Regions from separate parts of the Homo sapiens genome. Here region 1 is linked to region 2. A link is a contact called in ENCODE Hi-C or POLR2A ChIA-PET data. All regions are on one chromosome and are shown on one strand. Each heading gives the region's core, a stretch centred on a gene start or an enhancer-like site at or near the end of the contact. The rest is flanking DNA. Distances are from core to core; before and after follow the strand shown.

Evidence for each region. Hi-C counts contacts between places; a loop is a spot of excess contacts on that map. ChIA-PET counts read pairs that join two places held with the same protein, here RNA polymerase II (POLR2A). Pooled maps may share reads with other maps.
Region 1: a pooled map shows a loop between it and region 2 (8-fold over the local background). The contact joins the enhancer-like site here to the promoter of RAB36 in region 2. A Hi-C loop is called at or near these places in 1 of 168 maps with a recorded cell type or tissue (posterior vena cava) and 6 of 50 pooled maps. POLR2A ChIA-PET finds 5 or more read pairs at or near these places in 3 of 52 experiments (HEK293, PC-9 and naive thymus-derived CD8-positive, alpha-beta T cell).

Annotation. Positions count from the first base shown.
Region 1 is chr22:24,155,167-24,161,401 of GRCh38, reverse strand. The region is part of intron 29 of CABIN1 (calcineurin binding protein 1); the gene reads right to left. Among named protein-coding and RNA genes, the nearest start is that of SUSD2, 23 kb to the left of the region's middle. RefSeq lists enhancers at 3,353-3,786, 4,715-4,784 and a silencer at 4,965-5,554. Within about 2 kb of position 3,826, at least 33 of the 41 ENCODE cell types and tissues checked have a DNase peak (open chromatin) inside an H3K27ac peak, as active enhancers do.
Region 2 is chr22:23,141,410-23,147,490 of GRCh38, reverse strand. It overlaps RAB36 (RAB36, member RAS oncogene family), which reads right to left and starts at 2,014. Exons shown (of 11, transcript NM_004914.5): 1 at 1,940-2,014; 2 at 806-886. The coding sequence starts at 874. It overlaps RSPH14 (radial spoke head 14 homolog), which reads left to right and starts at 5,501. Exons shown (of 7, transcript NM_014433.3): 1 at 5,501-5,542. RefSeq lists a silencer at 2,192-2,261 and an enhancer at 5,315-6,081.

The sequences.
Region 1 (6,235 bases), core at 2,577-5,076, 1.0 Mb before region 2:
GATTTGCCCCACTTGATTCCTGGGCCCTGGTGTCACCAGGGCTGGGTTCCCTGATGGCCACAGTGGCTGGGATAATGCTTGCTTATAGAGTTGAGGGCAGCTGGGGGTGCACACCAATAGCCTCAGAGGACTTAAAGACACTGAGATTGTGCTTGAGGCTTCCCCTCCATGCCAAGCATCTCTTTCCAGGCATCTCAGTCAATCCCCCAACCCTTCAGAACGGCTCTAGGCTCCTCACTGGCAGATGAGGTCACAGAGAGAGATTTTAACAATCTGAATAATTTATGAAGCCCCAGACTCTAAGCTGAGTGCCTGATACAAGTTACCAAACCCTGCCTACAGCCTTAAGACTTTGGTGGTCTTCCCTCTGCTCTTGAGGAAACAGAGCCTCAAACACTGAGTCCCATGGTAGAGTGAGCCTAGGGGTCCACAGAGGGAGGGCATGACTGCTATGATTTGGGAACCCACGAAGACTTTCCTGGGGGAACTGAGAGCTGGTTAAGTGGAGGTGGTAGGATGCTGCCGGGCCAGCCTGTGCTCTTGCCCTGTCCATTTATGAGGGGGCTGGGAAGCAGGGTGAAGTGCCTGGGGGCAGGAGGGCTGTGCAGTCTTGGCAGGTGGCACCACTTCGAGGTGACAAGTGTCCCTGAAGTTATAGAACACTGCTATTCCCGGCCAACAGGCCAAGGCCATGCCCAGGCCCATGGCTCATGGCTCATGCTGTCTCCAGCACACTGTGGTCTCAGGGGAGCTTACTCCTGGAGGGGCAGGGGCTCTCTTTTCTGCCAGACACAGCCTTTCACTCAGCCAGGGCCAACCCGGGGCTCGACAGCCTGATGCCACAAATTCAAACACTGTTCTGATTCTCATTGTAAACCCCACTGCTGGCTGCTGGGTCACTGCTTGGGCCATTTTTAGTGGCACAGCCCAAGGCTGTTCTGAGGCTCCCTGAGCTGAGGGTTCCCAGCTCTATCTGTCACCTTGGCGGACCCCACCTTTCAGTCATGACTCCTTCTAGAGCTTCCTCCACTTCTAGGGCACAGGCAAAGGCTCTTCAGGAAATCAAGTGCCCCTGGAAATTCCAAGGCAAGAAAGAAGGGTAAGCAAGAGGAGCAGGCCAGTCAGAACAGTACTCAGACCCAAGGCACGAGCTTGTCACAGAGTGGACGAGGGTCAGGTGTGGGCTGAGTAGGGACATAGAGATTCATCCTATGTCTACACTGGGAGGGACAACCTGAGTATGTAATCAACTCACCCCTCATTTTCCAGAGAGGGAAACTGAGTTCAGGTGACCTGCCAAGGCTGCCTAGTGATGCAAAGTGGGACAGGACCCAGGGGCCAGACTCGCCCACCTCAAGTCTCTTCCTACACCCCTGCTTAACACTCAGAGGAACAAGAAATTGGCAGCCTCCCTGTTTTACAGATGTAGAAATGGAAGCATGGAGAATGCAGTGATGCCAGTTCACCTCGGTTTTGAAAAGGTGCCTCTTAAGACTTGCAAAGGCCCATTGCAGGGGCAGGCTGCCACTGGAATGCCTGCCTGTGGACGGGGTGGCTGGCAGGTGGCCAGTGTCTTCCACCAGCACCATGGGTGCCTCAGGGTGTCATAATTAAGTCCCTTGGGCAATGTTGCAGGAAATGGCCTCTAAGCAAGCTCTCTGCTGGCCTTTTCCAGCTGTCCCCTGCTGCCACACCCACAGGATTCAGATGCAACCCCCTGCCCCATTCTGTCATTCCCAGGGCCATGCCCAGCTGGGATGCCACGTGAGGCTCAAGCAAGAGGGCAGAAGAGGGAGGAACCATACTTGGGAGTAGACAGAATGGCTGTGAAGGAGCTGCCTGGGCGCTGCACAGGGGTGCTGAGGAAGGAACAGGCCATGAGGTGCCAGGAGCCACCTGGGAGACCCAGGGCACCTGGCCTGACAAGGGAGCAAGCAGGCAGCTGGGCAGGTGGTCATCTACTTCACACAGCAGTCTCTTTCCTCTCCAGCTCACCCAGGTTGTCCAATCCAAACTAGCCTGAGTCTGCTAGGGGCCTTCTTGGGCTTGGCCCGGCCTGGTCAGGCACTGCCTGCAGGGTTGCCCCCAGCTTCTGACGTCAGCAGCCAGTTTCAAGGGCCTGAGTCTTGAACGGGAATAGCTGCCCTGCCACAGTCCCCTGGACTCTGGGCTCCCCAGGGTGGAGCAGATGGGTGGTGCAGGCAGGAGGGCTGCATCTCTCTGGCTCACACCTATACCTCAAGGCCTTTGAGCAGAGCCTGGCCTCCTGGGAGACTCAAGATCTGTGAGCCAAGATGAAATCTCAGAGAACTCCTGAAGCCCCTGGGGGGAAGAGAAGCCCACAGGCAGAGAGAGTCAGGACAGACAGGGGCCCCTGGGTCCTGCCTGCAGACTGCCCAGAAAAGTAGTATTCCAGGTAAAACCCACAAATCCTGGCCTCCACATCCCTTTGCCCTTGGTGTAGCCCTAAGGTGACTCTGATTCCCAAGAGGGCTGGAAAAGTGTCTTGTCCTCCCTCATGTTCCTAGCGCCACATCCAGGCTACCCCTGAGTAGGCATTGGAGAGTTTATGCCACAGATAAATCCCTTTCAAGGATGCTGGGGAAGCCCAACTTCCCAGTGATCCAGGGTGAGGGGACAGGAGAGAAGCTGGAACAAGAAGTAATGGGCTAGGAGAGCAAGGGATGTGGGGGGTTTTTGAAGAAAGCCAGAAAAAAACCAGGATGCAGCTGGTGCCAGAGAAGAAGCGTCGGCCAAGCAGATGAGGAAATGGGCAGCCGAGTCAGGGGTATAGCAGTGACTCCCTCAGAGTCTTCCCCATCACCCGCAGCGTCCTGAGCGGAAAGTGGGTAATTTTAATCCTGACTTTTAACTCAGCAAATACAGTACATGTATTTTCCCACATCACCAAAAACATCATTCAAAATGACCACAGAGCCCTTCACTGCACAGTGAAGTGGGCTACTGGTGAGCATCTGGCTCTGGGACTTAAGGATTCTGATGAAGAATGCTGGGCTGAACATACTTCTCCACAAAGCTTTTCTCCCTCTCTTCAAGATAGATCACCCAGAGGGGACCACGAGAGTGGGCACGCAGCAGCAGGCTGGTCTCCAGGAAGCAGGTCCTGGGTGCCTGAGCTGACACAGTGGGTGAGTGTTCTGTCTTCCTGGGCCCTCCTAGCCCCAAGCCAGCCCTGTATGCCCGTGGTAAGATGGGTGGGCAAGGCTTCCTGGAGGAGCTCAGCTCTGCCAGCTCTGTTCACAGAAAACACGACACTGTGAGCAACCAAGGGAGAGCCCGTTCCCCTGGTGGAGGGATTCCTCCAGCATCCCCCGTGGCACGGGTGTCGTGGTGACTCAGTGCTCGGAACAGGCGAGGGCGGGGAGCCTGTTGGCATCCCATTCCCAAGAGCAGTGGGCACAGGGTGTAGGAGCAGACTGCATTGAGCTGAGGGCCAGCTGCTGAGTGGGTGGCTGCAGCTAGAGAGCGATGGAGCCTCTCAGCAGAGAGGGCTGCTGGGAGAGGAGATTAGGGGCCTCCCCGCCCCCCCAGAAAAGCATAAAAACTTCCTCCTGGTTCCAGCCTATTCTTAAGCACCTCAAGCGGAGCCAGGAAGGGGATGGAATCTGGCCCTGAGGTCAGGAGCAGCTGTGGGGAAAATACCAAAATCCTCTACAGTCCTGGGGAGACCCCTGTTACCCACAAACCCACACAAGTCACCAAAGCGGCGAAACAGCTTGGAGGAAAAGGAGGGGATGGCGTGGGGCGTGTAGGGCAAACTTCATCTCCTGGGGCCAACCGTCTTCACAGGCTGCCTGCCCAGCTCCTTTAACACATGATTTCACTTACACCTTGCTGGGGGAGAGACTTGTTCCAGGGCAGCCAGCCTGCAGGGAGCCAAGACTACAGCTGAACTAAGCCTATCATGCTCTTTGCACTCTACCCGGCTTGTCCCTAAGGAAGATGAGCATCACAGACAGAGCCAGGCCGGCTGGGCAGCACCCCTCCGAGCCCTGGCCCAGATTGCCCCTTCTGGAGCCTCCCTACTCAGGAGTCCCGAAGCCTTTAGAGGCAGGACTGAGTTTCCAGACCAGCAGCTCCCTATCTTCCTGATGCCCTGAGGAGCTGAGGGTCTGGCCCCTCCCGCAGTCCTGTTCCTCCCCTAAGGTTGGGAGGAAAGGGGCCCCAGAAGCAGGCCAGGTTGAACACCCCTAGGGACAGGAAGTTCCTGCAGCTTCTACCACAAACCTATCAGGGCGGGCCTCTCTGGCCGCAGGGTTGTACACAGGCCACCAGGGGCGCCCTGGCCTCCGCCCACTCCTACACCCCACCCCCCACAACGCGGTCCTGTCTCTCCAGGCGGGGCTACTGAGGGCAAGGGATTCCCCGCGCCATCCACAGGTAATGATTCTCTCTGCAGACAAGGGCTGGGAAAGCCTGCAATTTGCCTGCAGCTGGCGCCCGCTCGTTTCCAGCCTCTCCTGCCAAATAAGACGTGGAGCGCTAAGGTCCCCAGAACTGCCGGGCTGTTCCTCCCTTCCCCCTCCCGGGAAAAGCAGAAACGACAAACAACCAAGTGCATGGGAGAGCCCCGCCGCCAACTCTGCTGTAGGCTCTATGTGCCCACCCCCCATCCCATGCAACCGTTACCCCTAACCTCACTCCTCCCACTCCGCTGCGGGGCAAGGTCCTAGCCCAGCGCACATAACGGGCCGGTGCTTGTAAAGGGCTGGAACCATCTTCCTGTCCCCGCACAGCACCTATTTATAGCTAGCGAAGCACCGCGCCCGGACGCGCTGCCCACCCGGCCGGGCGGCCAGCTCACCATCCCCAAGAGCGGCACGGCACAGCTCCTCGTCGGCGCCTTCCGCCGCAAAGTTGCTCTGGCGGGCGGCTTTCGCTTTCGCGCAGCGCACGCCCCCACGAGCCAGCTCCCAGCCCGGGGCTTGGTAGGGCTGGATGCGCTGGCGCGTGTGCGGGCTTCACCAGCGCCTGCCGCCCCCGCGCGCCGCCGCCCAAGCCGGCTTGGCCGCCCACCTGACGCTGAACCGGGTGCCAGCCCGCCCTGGGCATGGGGGCGCAGCACCCCGCCGCCGGCCGATTTCCTCCGCGGGGGCGCCGGGGAAACCACAGCCCACGGGCTTCCTGCTGCGCCTGGTGCGCCGAGGCGGGGGGCGGCCGCCAGAGCCCACCAGGGGACGATTGAGCAAAAGCGCCAGCAAAGTGGAGACCCAGACGGGCAGCGGAGGCGAAGCGGTTGCGCAGCCCCAGCCCCGGCCCCAGTCCCGGCCCCAGTCCCGGCCCCCGCCCCCGCCAAGTTCCTACCCGCCGGCTCCGCCGTGGCATCTGTGCAGTGGAGCTAGGGCGAGCGCCGGGCCATGGCCGCGGAGGCTCGTTCGCTCTCTCGCTCGCGGCGGGCCGGGGCGGGGCAGGCGCGGCCGGACGGGGCGCCGGCACTCTACTGGAAGCGGGCCCAGGAGCGCAACTGACTTTTGCCGGCCAATCCTCTCCGGTTCCCTGGACTGGCCGCTGGTGGCGGGCTGTGGACCGCTGCCGGGCAAAGTGGGTGCAGCTCTCACTGCAGGAAGCTGTGGGGCCCCAGAGAGCATGGTGTAGGGGTGGCCAGGAGTGCGGCAGGCCGGGATGGCATTGGCCAACTGTGTGTGAGGGTTATATCCCCCCTCTGCAGGCGGTGCCTATGTGAATGGCGCCCCCTGGAGTTGTGCCAGTAGTGCCCTGTGGCAGGCAGAAGTGTAGGTGTGTGGGGGAAACGACTGGCCACAGCCGAGCTGTCCTTGCTGTTACAGTTGGGCAGGGGGGCTGCAGTGAAGACCGCTGGAGTAATGTCCTCAGGGCGGAGGGCAAAAAAGAGATGCCATGGTAAGTGGGTTTTACAGCTGGAAGGGGCCTCATCTTCCAGCTAGGCTGTGAGGCCCACAGAGAAAGCACTGGGTTTGAGGGGTAGGGTTGGGAGTAGTAGGCAGCTCTCAGGACACCCCTTCCCCCAGTTTCAGTATTCCAAGAACAGCAACAGTACCCCATCCCCAGGACATGAGCAGCTTTGCAGAGCTCAGGGAGGGTCGCTCTCCGGCCTGGAAGCGGGTACTGTACCCTGCTACAGATGAGAAACAGGCTCAGGAGGGGAGGGCCTCACTCACAGCGTCTGGCCAATGCCCCTGGTACTCACAGCTCCAGTGTGCACACAGCATCTTCCTGATTTCCCATGAAGGTAGGC
Region 2 (6,081 bases), core at 765-3,264:
GGCATGGTAGCACATGCCTGTGGTCCTAGCTACTCCGGGAGGCTGAGGCAGAAGGATTGCTTCAGCCCAGGAGTTAGAGGAGTGAATTATGATGGCACCATTGCACTCCAGCCTGGGTGACAGAGCAAGATCCTGTCTCTAAAAAAAAAAGAAAAAAGAAACAGAATGGCTGGATCTTAGAGGGCAGGGTCATCTTCTATATTGGTAAATATTGTCCACTGCCCCCTATGGAGGTTGTACTCAATTTGTATTCCCTGCTGCAATTAATATTGGATTTTAATACAGACACAAGAGAGCTGTGAGTTTTCAAGCTCATAGAGGCGGAATGGCAAGAGGAGAGAGCCCTGGATTTGGGGTCATGGAACTGGAATGCTGTTTTGATAACAACAACGATGATGAGAACAACAGCAACTATGACTGCAGGGGAGCTCCTGCATACCATGAGCCAGGCACCCAATATGAGAGGAATTACCTTCATGTAACAGTGGCTCTGAGAGGTTGAGTAATTTGCCCACAGCCACACAGCTTAATGACAGAATCAGAATGAAGGATTCACATCAAGGACTGTCTGGCTGCAAAATCCCAGCCCTTATAACCTCCAGGCCACACTGCTGCCCAGTGTCACCATTAACTTGCGGTCCCACCTTGGGCAGTCAGTGACCAGTCTCCCAGCTCCTCAAGGTAAATCTGACAATGGACAGACCTCCTTGATTCACCTGCTTTACTTCTAGGCATGAGTGTAGAGTGGGGAGAGCTGATGTGGCTGCAGGGCCAGGAGAGCACTGCAGACGTAATGACTCTCTACCTTAGGGAAGCTGGCGATGACACGGTCGCGGCTCACAGGGGGCCCCAAAGGTGTCAGGGAGGACCTCATTCTTCCACAGTCCTGTGGACCCAACCAGGAGAAAGACAGTTAAGGAGCTGTGCAAATACCTGGGGATTCACCCATGAGTTTCCACCTAACTTTTCATCAGATCCAGGCTGGGTGCAGTGGCTCATGCCTGTAATCCCAGCACTTTGGGAGGCCAAGGTGGGAGGATCACTTGGGCCCAGGAGGTTGAGACCAGCCTGGGCAACAAAGTGAAACCTCAGTCTCTACAAAAAAAAACCAAAAAAATTAGCAGGGCATGGTGGCCTGTGCCTGCAGTCCCAGCTACTTGGGAGGAAGGTGGGAGGAATGCTTGAGCCTGGGAGGTCAAGGGTGCAGTGAACCGTGAAGGTGCCACTGCACTCCAGCCTGGGTGATAGAGTAAGACCTTGTCTCAAGAATTATAAATAAAACCAGATCCAGGCTTCCCTCTCTGTCAGGAATATGGGGCAGAGGCCATTTCTCTCAATCTGCATACAGCAGGCAGCATGGTATGGGGGAACCAGGCCTGCCCCACCCTGCCTGGGAGTCAGAAGACCTGGGTCTCCCCTTGACAGGTGTCTACCAAGGAGGAGCTCCCCTCTGAGCTTACCTTACTGGGCTGTGAGGCATGGCACAGCTCAGGCAGTGGAAGTAGAGTGGGGAGGGGTCTCCTGCTCCCAGTCTGCAAAGGACGAAGGCTCTAGGTGGGCCTGGGGGCCTTAACTTTCAGCCAACTAGGCCTTTTCCCTGAAAACCCTCACTTCACCAGGCCTCTGACTCCTCGAGCCTCCTCAACAGCCCCTCTGTCTCCTTTTTCTGTCCGGACTCCTCTCCAGGCTGGGCTGGGGTGGTCCTGGCGGAGTCCGGTTGTCTTCCCGCATCTGACCTGGCTCTCCTCCACAACCAGCGCGGGCCTGGCCCAGAGTTTGCGCTCCGGAAATGAGGACGCCCCGGGGCCGCAGGCCGCTTTCAAGTTATAGGGGCGGGAAGTGGGCGCGGACGCTGTGCCCTCGCGGCCCTGGCCTCGGGATGTGCCAGCACGGGGTTGGGTGACCGGGAGGGTCGGACAGAGTGGGCGAGCTGACTCACCAGCGATGGCTGTGAAAGCTGGGGCTCCGCGCGGCCTGGTCCGCCTGAGCCAGCGGCGGCGATCACCATGGCAACGAGAGCCACGCGGGACCTGCGGGCTACACGAATCGTCGACGTCGTGGGCGGGGTCTGCGTTGGACTGGCAGCGGCGCGTCCAAGCATCCAGCTTGCACCGGCGATCACCATAGCAACGAGAACCTGCCTGGAGTCTGGGCGGGGCTGGCAGCAGAGAGACTCCTGGACACCCTGGAGAGCCGGAGATCACCATGACAACAAGGGCGGTGCTGGATGGGTGGGCGGTGGGCGGGGCTATGGAGGCCCGGGGGCGGAGCCTGAGCCCTGGGTGGGGCTGACCGTGGAGAGATTCGCGCAGGTTCTGGTGATCAGCTCGGCTGGGAGAGGTTGGGCGGTTATGGCATAAGAGCTCCTGATGTGGTATTGATGTTTAATTGGAGTCAAGCACCCTGCAGCTGCAGAAGATAGACCTGCCTACCATCTACTGACCTTAGTCTGCATAGTTCTGAATCCAGTGCTGTCTGAATATCATATGCCTGGCTTCTAGAGCTCACGGTACAAAATTAATTTCCTTAATAAAAAGCTGACCTGAGTCAGTGATTTCCTCTGAACTAGTTTCGGTTTGGAAAGTTAGCTGTTTTGGGCTAGATGGCCTCTTGTGGCCCTTATAAAACCGTGGAACCAGCTTCGAAGTCCGGGGTTCAGTTTGAGAACCTACTTAATTCAGCTCCTTAACTTTTCTGCATCACAATATGGAAGCCTTGGTACACAGATCTAACTCAGTCATCTTCAATTCAAAGCTAAGTGTGCTGGAGGCTGGTGTTTGATGTCTTTTTTTTTTTTTTTTAAAGAGATGGAGTCTTGCTATGTTGTCCAGGCTGGACTCGAACTCCTAGGCTCAAGGAATCCTCCCGCCTCAGCCTCCCCAGTCCTTGGGACTACAGGCAAGGGCCACCACACCTGGCTCTGTTTAATGTCTTTTAGTGAGTTTCACTGCTAAGGTTGAGGCTTAGGGGGTGAACTTAGGTGAGTTGTTCCACCTTCCGCACCTCAGTTTACTCAACTATAAAATAAACGCAACTATCTATTTCAATGGATCACCTGAGATGGTGAAAGTGCTTTTATACTGTAAAGCTTGATTCAAGTCCATTAACTATTCATTTGTCCTACATGTACTGAAAGCTTCCTGGTATATGCCTAGCACTGGGGAGACAAGGAAAGAGAACGGACATGGTGTCCACCCTCAGGGAAATTGGAGTCCACTGCGGGAAGCAGAGAAGTAAATAGAGAATTAGGGGAAGGGAGTGTGCCAATGGGATTTAGGAGAAGGGAAGATTAAGCTGTGGGGTCACTTACTAATTTGGATTTGGGGATTTGGCAGGAGCTAGAGATCACCCTGAACTCCTCCTTTAGCTGTTTTTTTTTTTTTTTTTTTTTTTTTTTTGAGATGGAGTCTCACTCTGTCGCCCAGGCTGGAGTGCAGTAGTGTGATCTCGGCTCACTGCAATCTCCGCCTCCCGGCTCAAGCGATTCTCCTGCCTCAGCCTCCCGAGTAGCTGGGACCACAGGTGCGCACCAACCATGCTTGGCTAATTTTTAAATTTTTTTAGTAGAGATGGGGTTTTGCCATGTGTGCCAGGCTGGTTTTGAACTCCTGGCCTCATGTGATCCGCCGGCCTTGGCTTCCCAAAGTGTTGGGATTACAGGCGTAAGCCAGCACACCTGGCCCCAATCCTCCTTTAGCTCTTAAGTGGGCTCTTTGCCTAGATCTAGAAACCAAACTGACACTGGGCAGATTAGCAAGAGAAAAGCATACAAGTGTTATTAGTTTTACATGCGCATGGGGATCTTTACCAGAGTGAAGTCTAGAGAAGTGGCCAAAGCAAGATGCTTTTATACTTTTTAGACAAAGGATGACAAATTTGAGAAGAAATGGCAGGACAAAGGGGATCTGGCTAGGGCAGTAAATTCTAGGGGATTCACTAGGAGATAATATGAGGGGCATAAACTTAGTGGAAGACAGGGTTAAGTATATTTATTCAGGTCCATTGCAGTCCCCAATTCTTAGTCTCAGGTGACAAGGGCTATTTTCTTGCCCTGGTACAGTGAGGGTACCGCTCCTAGAGGAATCTTTATGGCTTGCTGAATGCAGAAAGAAGCATATCTGTTTGCCTTTTCTTGTATCTTTTTTTAAAATTATATCTATTTATTTATTTATTTATTTATTTATTTATTTATTTATTTTAGAGTTGAGGTCTCACTCTGTCACCCAGGCTGGGGTGTAGTAGTGTGATCATATCTCACTGTAACCTCAAACTCTTGGGCTCAAGCAACCCTCCCCCTTCAGCCTCCCAAAGTGCTAGGATTACAGGTATGAGCCACTGCACCTGGCCCAGTTAGCCCTTTCTGAGGCCACTATTTTTCCAATGTTGTCCACTCAAAATGGTCAATATACCAATCCAGCATATTTTGGGATGGCCCATACTTCACTCCTTCAGGGAGAAGGAAGGTTTCATGGAAGAAGTGTTCACCAAGTTGCATCCTGAAGGATAAAGAGGTAATAATTAGTGTTACAGAGCGCTCAGGCTTCATGAGCGAGGTGGCATTTGAGGGGTTAAGAGAGAGTCTGGCATGGCTGGAGGAGGCCATCACCCAGGGACTGGAGCACTAGGCTAGGAGTTTGGACTCAGCCCTGAGACTAGTGGGGAGCCATGGAGGGTTTTATGCAGGTGGTGGCTGGGTCTGGCTTGCTTTTGAGAACAGCTACGCTGGCCAGCAGTGTGTTGGGTCCACTGCAGAGGCTAACCTTTGTCATTACCAGGCGGTCAGCCTGAAGAGCAAGGGGCATGGGCAGGGCTAGGCAGTCTTGAGATCAGGCCTATGTAATTTGGGGGAAACTGGCTGAGCGCAGTGGCTCACGCCTGTAATCCTAGCATTTTGGGAGGCCGAGGCGGGTGGATCATCTGAGGTCAGGAGTTCGAGACCAGCCTGGCCAACATGGCGAAACCCTGTCTCTACTAAAAATACAAAAATTAGCTGGGTGTGATGGCGGCCGCCTATAATCCCAGCTACTTGGGAGGCTTAGGCAGGAGAATCACTTGCACCCGGGTTGGGTGCGGTGGCGCGGAGTGGAGCGGAGGTTGCAGTGAGTCAAGATCGCGCCACTGCACTCCAGCCTGCGTGAAAGAGCGAAACTCCGTCAAAAAAAAAAATTGGGAGAAACGACTGAACTTCTCTGAGGTTCTTGTCTCTAAACTAGATGTTACCACCTTATGAATTTACTCTGAGGATCAGAGGCATGCAAAGTACCCAGTACAGAGAAGGGCGTAAATAAGTCACTTCCTTTCCCTTCTGTACTTTGAACAAAGCTGAGCTGCCTTTGGTCTCCACAGCAACCCTGTAAATGATTGTTCCCGCTTTGCAGCCGGCCGCAGCCTTGGGCTGTTTGCGCCTGCGCAGTGGGTGCTGATTATGTCGACCGCGGCGCCGCGGACGCTGCTGGAGTCGCCTGGCAACGATGTCGCCTGGCAACTGAATAGGTTGGCCAGTGGCGCGGGCTACTGGAAGCAGAAAGGGCTGCGGAGGCAGGTGAGGCGGCGGTGGTGGGCTAGGGGCCCGGGGACAGGGGGGCCCAGTGACCCACCCAGTCCCATTCACACGGGGCCGTGTCCCCACACTCAAAATCACGGTCTTTTGTCTCCGGCCGGACTCTCCCAGCCCACGCCGCTTAGAAGAAGGCAGGCCCCTGTCTCCAGCACCCACCGTTCCTGTGAGGGGAGCTCAACTCAAACATGGCCACGTCCCTCCCAGTCCGGCCCCCACTTCTACCGTTGTCATCTGGTGTCCCGCGTGAGCATCTGGCTTACCTTTTACTGGAGTAGATTCCTACAGGCCTGTGGCCTGTCCATTCTACTAACCATGATAATAACCGTAATAATAACCACAGCCAACATAGCTGAAGCCCTGGTATGCCAGGCTTACGTGTATTCGTTAATATGACAACTCTGGGAGGCAGGGAAGGAGGTACTGTTATCATCTCCCCTTTGAAGCTGCAGAAAGACACAGATAGAGGAAGTAACTTGCCAAGGTCACCCAGGCCTGAATCTGGAGCCAGTTCTTAACTACTA